Regions from separate parts of the Homo sapiens genome. Here region 2 is linked to region 1. Evidence: chromatin loops called from intact Hi-C (ENCODE). Cell type or tissue: K562. All regions are shown on one strand. Each heading gives the region's core, and the rest is flanking DNA. Links, peaks and the distances in the headings are about the cores only. Region 1 has its middle 7.0 kb from the start of CLCN5. Region 2 has its middle 65 kb from the start of PAGE1.

Region 1 (2,923 bases), core at 271-2,770:
ACCTTGGAACCTGAGGAATGGCACAGTGCTTGAGTGCTATCAGTGGAGGCCTAATGGAGAGTTTGGATTTTCACCCTTTCCCAATAGGAATGAGGTGCCTCTCCTGTCCCATGGTAAATACATGGTCTTCCATCTCCAACTGGAAATAACATGATGGTCCCCTTCCTGGCAGGGTATCTGAGAAGGCCAGTTAAAACAGAAGATTTAAATAAGATCCAGAGTCTCATTGCATAACACCTAATATGTCCAGGATACAAACAAAAATCACTTGTCATAACAAGAACCAGAAGAATCTCAAATTTAAAAAAATCAACAGCCATCAAAACCTATGTGACACAGATGTTGGGATTATATTACAAGGATTTTAAAGCATCCAACATAAGAACGCTTCAAAGAGCAATTATGACCAGACTTGAGTGAAAAAATAGAATGATGAGTGAAATAAATAGAAAAATGAGTGAAAAAATAGAAAATTTCAGCAAAGAAGTGATATAAAGGAGAACCAATCGGAAAGTTTATAACCAAAAAATACAATAACTAAACTTTGAAAACTCATTGGATGGGCTCAACAGCAGAATGGAGAATATGGAGGAAACAATGATAGAACTAGATGATAAGACAGTAGAAATAACCTAGTTTGAACAACAGACAGAAATAGACTGGGAAAAAAAAAAAAAAGATGAACAGAGCCTGTGGAACTATAACAACAGATATAGCATTCATGTTACAGGAGACCCAGCAGGAGAGAAGAAAAAAGTGTGGTGCTGAAAATGTATTTGAAGAAATCATGACAAAAATTTTCCAAAATTTGAGAAAAGACAACTTACAGATTCAATAACTGACCAAACCCCTAGCAGAATAAACCCCAAGAAACCCAGGCCAAGATACAGAGTTTTCTGTACCTGGAACAGTGAATGGCACACAGTAAGTGTTCAGCACATAAATAAATGCATATATCACTTAACTCAGGTTATGGTGTCCCAGTACTATTGGCAGTGGCCACTTAAATCTACATAGGCTTGGAGTCATAAAGATTTATTTTAAATTTTAATTATTTTATCTGCATTATATTTTAGAGTTAACTTATCTACTCTTGTATCTATTGTTAGATTACAGAGGTTGCCAGGATAACAGATCAACAATAACAAAAAATAGAATATATTCTTGTCAAACTTTATCCAGTTTAGTAAATCACTATTCTACATAATCTAAAGGGTATTCAAAGTGACTACAAAATGGATTTAAAAATGAGATAATCTGGTCAAGAAAAAAATAAAATGGAACAGTATGAGCAAGGAAGAGAGTAGTTGGTGATGAGGTCAGAGAACTAACAGGGGGCCCGATCATGCATAGCTGTGTACATGGAAGTCTTAAGGTAAGGACTTTGACTTTTGCTCTTGCTTGAGCCATGGCTTGGGAGCCACGGGAGGGTTTCAGATAGGAAAAATAAAATGAAACTAGAGGTGAGTTTAATATAAAATGCAATCTGTAAAATCCTGTTCACTTGCCGGGGGTGGGGAATACCAAATATTTGGCTCCAAGCTTTCTAGCAGCCAATGCAAAAAAAGAAATAAAGGGCATGATTCCTACGGAGAGCAAAGCCTCTTCCTAGAGCCATGTTCCCTGCTCTACCAGTAGATGGCGCACATTCCATGTGATGAGGATTAAGGAGCAAACTCTTCAAGGCAGGGCTTCTAAACTGAGCCTAAAATTAATATCAATCATTCTTTCTGAACTACGTGCCTGGCTATTTAATTCACCATATAGTTCTTAGTGCAGCTTTGGGAGAATTTGCTATTATCTCCTTTAAAGATAAGGAGACAGGATTACAGGTAAAACTGGCTCAAGCCCAGATTTGAGTCTCTACTCTTTCTATTGCACCAGGCAGGCAACTTGCTATTATTTGGAAAACCTAAGGCAGGTTTTACTCTAATTGGTGGGACTCTTTGACTGGGAGGCTTTCTTAGTGCCACTGCCACAAGATGCAGTAAGAGTCGGAGGCGAATTTGGGGTTCTGACATAAAGTAGCTGTTTCAGATCAGGGAAATCGTTTAATCCGCGTGACTCAACTTCCTCTTCTGCCAAATGGGAATGACAAAATCTGCTCCACTTAACTCTGGAAGTGGTGTGAGGATAGCAGAGGGAAATAGATGTGAAAACACAAAGTAGAAAACATTCTATAGGAATGCTGTATTAAACCCAAGATTTATCGAATTCCTACAATGAGCTGGGTGCTGCGGTAGTCCTGTCAGGTGGTATTATTCAAAGTGTGGTCCATGGCCCACTGCTGGTCCACAAACTGTTTGTTGTTGGTTTGAATCGAATGGGATAAAATGGAAAGAAAGTGTTCCAAAACCTTAACAATTTGTCAGAGTAATTTTATGTCTGTTGAATATAATCATGAAAGAGTTGCACTTGTATTTTGTGTTTTTGTTTTTATTTCATTTTTCTAGTAATTTATTGGTATTGTATTTTATAAAAGTATTGATACACGATATATTTTAGGGAAAATGAGTTTTTCCTATGAATAGTTTGAAAAGCACTGCTGTAAGGAATATAAAGTAAAATATAGGACATGGGCCTGCCATCAAGGAGCTTGCAGGCTAGTTGGTGAACAGGTAGCAGAGTGGTTCAGAGACGCCACTACCACTATTCCACTGTGCTTTAACTCCTCTATGGAACAGAAGTCTATACAGAGCTGAGGAACTTACAAGTGAAAGATCTTCAAATCCTCAAAAACATTCCCTAAACAAACCCTCATATCTGCTGCCATAGAATAGTAGCAACTCTAGCTAGACTTGGACTTCTCTCACATGGAGGGCAGCCTGACATGGGATTTTTTTTTTTTTGAGACAGAGTCTCACTCTACTGCCCAGGCTGGAGTGCAGTGGTGTGATCTCGGCTCACTGCAACCTCCGACTCC
Region 2 (2,923 bases), core at 107-2,606, 150 kb before region 1:
TCAAACCCCATTGATCTTGACTATTAAACTATGCTCCCTGTGATGAAAATGATGATGACCATGACAATGACAATAACAGTAATAATTATAACTGACATTTATTGAGCTTTTATAGTGTGTCAGCATTAGTCTAAATATTTTTTAAAAATCAACTCATTTTCACAAAAACCCTATGAGTCAGGTACTACTATTATCCACATTTTAGAAATATTTATTTCTATTCATATTCACAAACAAGTATAGGTCATTTAAAAATTCTAGTTAAGACGTAATTCACATACCATAAAACTTACCTTGTTAATCATTTTAATTATTATTTGATTAAGAAATAATACACATCGCCATAAAATTTACAACTGTATACTTTGTACAATTCAGTGATTTTTGTATGTCCACTATGTTGCACAGCCATCACCACTGTCTAATTTTAGAACATTTTCATCACCCCTAAAAGAAACTCTGTATCCATTAGCAGTCACCCTCCACTCAGCCCTTGGCAACCACTAATCTACTTTCTGTCTCTATGGATTTATCTGTTCTGGACATTTCATATAAATGAAATCATACAATATGTGACCTTTTGTGTCCAGCTTTTTTCACACAGAACAGAGAAAAACAGCTACCATTTATTGGTTGCCATGACTACTATGTCCTACGCACTGTTATTGAGAGCTTTGTGTGCCTTATCTTTAATCCTCACAATAACCCTGTGGCAGAGTAGCACTATCATCTTCATGTTAATGAGGAGACCGAGGCACAGAGCTGTTCAGTAACTTGCATAAAGCGCAGCAGCGCATACATGGAAGAGTTAAAACGCAAATCCAGGTCTGTCTGTATCCAAATCCCATACCCTTTACATTCCATCTTTCTGCCTTAGCGTCACATGGATGTGGGCCAGTAATGTGGTGGCATTGCAGCCAGGGCAAAGGAGTTGAGCCAACCACGTGGTGCTGAGAAGCATAGCCCTAAGATCTCCTGGACCTGGTGTCTTTTAGTGGGGTGGGGGCTGGGGATGCCCTATCTCAAGCCTGTGCTCCTGACCCCAGTAAATTTGCCTGCTGAGGTCCTGCTTGCTTACTTCTTCCTGCAGCTTCTTGGCGGCCCCAGCTGCAGTCTTTGGTTTTACTCAATTTGGATGTGTAGGTTACAGAGTTTGTATGGTAGAGTGTCTGTATTTCTTCATCTGGCTTTGGTTACACGTGGAAACATGACAAAGCAAGTCAAGCTTTCTATGAAGAGAAGGACAAAAATTCACTGAACTTATTCAAGTATTCCCCTGAAGTCTGCAGCTCAGGCACATTTCCATCTGGAGCCCATTGAATAGCACCAGCTCCCCTTCTCTGGATGGGCATCTGAGGATGAACTTCTGGTCTTAAGTGATCCTCCACCTCAGCCTCCCAAAGTGCTGGGATTGCAGGTGTGAGACATTGCACTTGGCCCAAAAGCAGATGTTTATACTAATAGGTATGGACAATGAAGAATTAAGTGGTGATTTCCATGCTCTTTATAAGATGGCAGAGAAATGAATACTACTTTTCTAAAAATAGTGCCTGCCAAAAGAGTTTGTTTCAATAATTTGGAAAATGCAGGTCCAAATGGCTCATTCTTTCAGATTGCTGAACTGATTTGCTGTTATTGCGGCTAGAGGCCTCTAAGAGTCACTGTTGAGCTCTCAGAGGAATGTAGAAGCTGACAGGAAAGAGAGGGTCTAGAAGGAAACCTTATCTTATATAACCAGAAAATATTTATCAAATGTGACGCATTAATCTTGATACAATATTATTAACCAAACTATAAAAGTTATTCAGATTTCATCAGTTTTTCCAGGATCCATTCAGGATTCCCCATGGTATTTATCATCTTAGTCACATCATGTCTCCAGTCTGTGACAGCTCCTCGGTCTTTTCTTGTTTTCCATGACCTTGACATTTTAGTGGTCAGGTGTTTTGTAGGCAGTCCCTCAATTTGAGTTTGTATAGTGGTCTGTCATGATTAGAATGAAATAGAAATTTCTCATAAGACTGAAATAGGTTTAAGTTAGTGGAGCCCTCTTGGGGCTAAATTTAAGAAAGGGAGAAGTTAATTTTCTTTGCCCTGCTGCACCTCCTGCATCTTGCCCTCCATTCCCATCTCCAGTTCACTTCTCTCTGCCCTCAGTGGCCAAGTCTTAATAAACACTTATGCTTGCTCTGTGTCCAAACCAATGATAAGCGCTTGGGGCACTGCAGATGGAAGGTGTCTGCCTCCATTCCTCTTTCTCTTCTTTCTTTCCATTTCTTTTCTTTCTTTCTTTTCCTTTCTTTCTTTTTCTTTCTCTCTCTCCTGTTTTTCTCTCTCCTTCTGTCTCTCTGTTTCTCTCTCTTTCCTTCTCTCTCTTTCTCTCTCCTCCTCTCTCTGTCTCTCTCTCTCTCTTTCTCTCTGTCTCAACAGGTGTCCTCAAACTCTAGGAATGAATTCCAATATCCTACATTGTGACCAGAAGGAGGCCCCACAGTACTCCTTCTGAAAGGGTTTGAGCAGAGGGCAGTCAGTCCCGCAGCTGTAATTCATCATTACACCACTCATTGTGTGAAACACAATAATGTCCCATTAGCAAAGTATTAAATCTGAAATGTTTGTACTGAATTCTGGAGAAACTTCCTGAGGTTACCTTCCCAACTGGGTGGTGTGATGTTTCATCTCAGTGGTTCTGATTTTTCTTACTTTCGGTGGAAGGGGGAATAGTAACTTAGTTTTCTGGAGTTTCCAGAGGGATGGGAAATATTATGAAATCAACAACGTTGCAGCTCAGAACATGATCCTTTCAATTTTCACCAGTGGCTAAAATTTATTATCTTTTTCTGATAAAAGTTTGGGGCTTTTAATCACAGCTCCATCGAGCCTCAAGGCTGGAGGAAGATCTTCCAGTCCTTGTCACAGTCCT

What was found. Peaks named below come from ENCODE experiments on the same cell type or tissue, not always from the same donor. Only the 100,000 strongest peaks of a DNase experiment are listed, where the experiment ranks them.
Region 2: a loop joins it to region 1, with 4 times the contacts of the local background. A loop is called at or near these places in 3 of 110 quality-filtered maps.

What each region holds. Positions count from the first base shown.
Region 1 is chrX:49,914,180-49,917,102 of GRCh38, forward strand. No RefSeq gene overlaps it. Among named protein-coding and RNA genes, the nearest start is that of CLCN5, 7.0 kb to the right of the region's middle. In K562, for the core only: a CTCF peak has its summit at 1,644 (motif pointing right); a DNase peak (open chromatin) is centred at 1,622.
Region 2 is chrX:49,760,022-49,762,944 of GRCh38, forward strand. No RefSeq gene overlaps it. Among named protein-coding and RNA genes, the nearest start is that of PAGE1, 65 kb to the left of the region's middle. In K562, for the core only: a CTCF peak has its summit at 1,668; no DNase peak of the experiment used is centred there.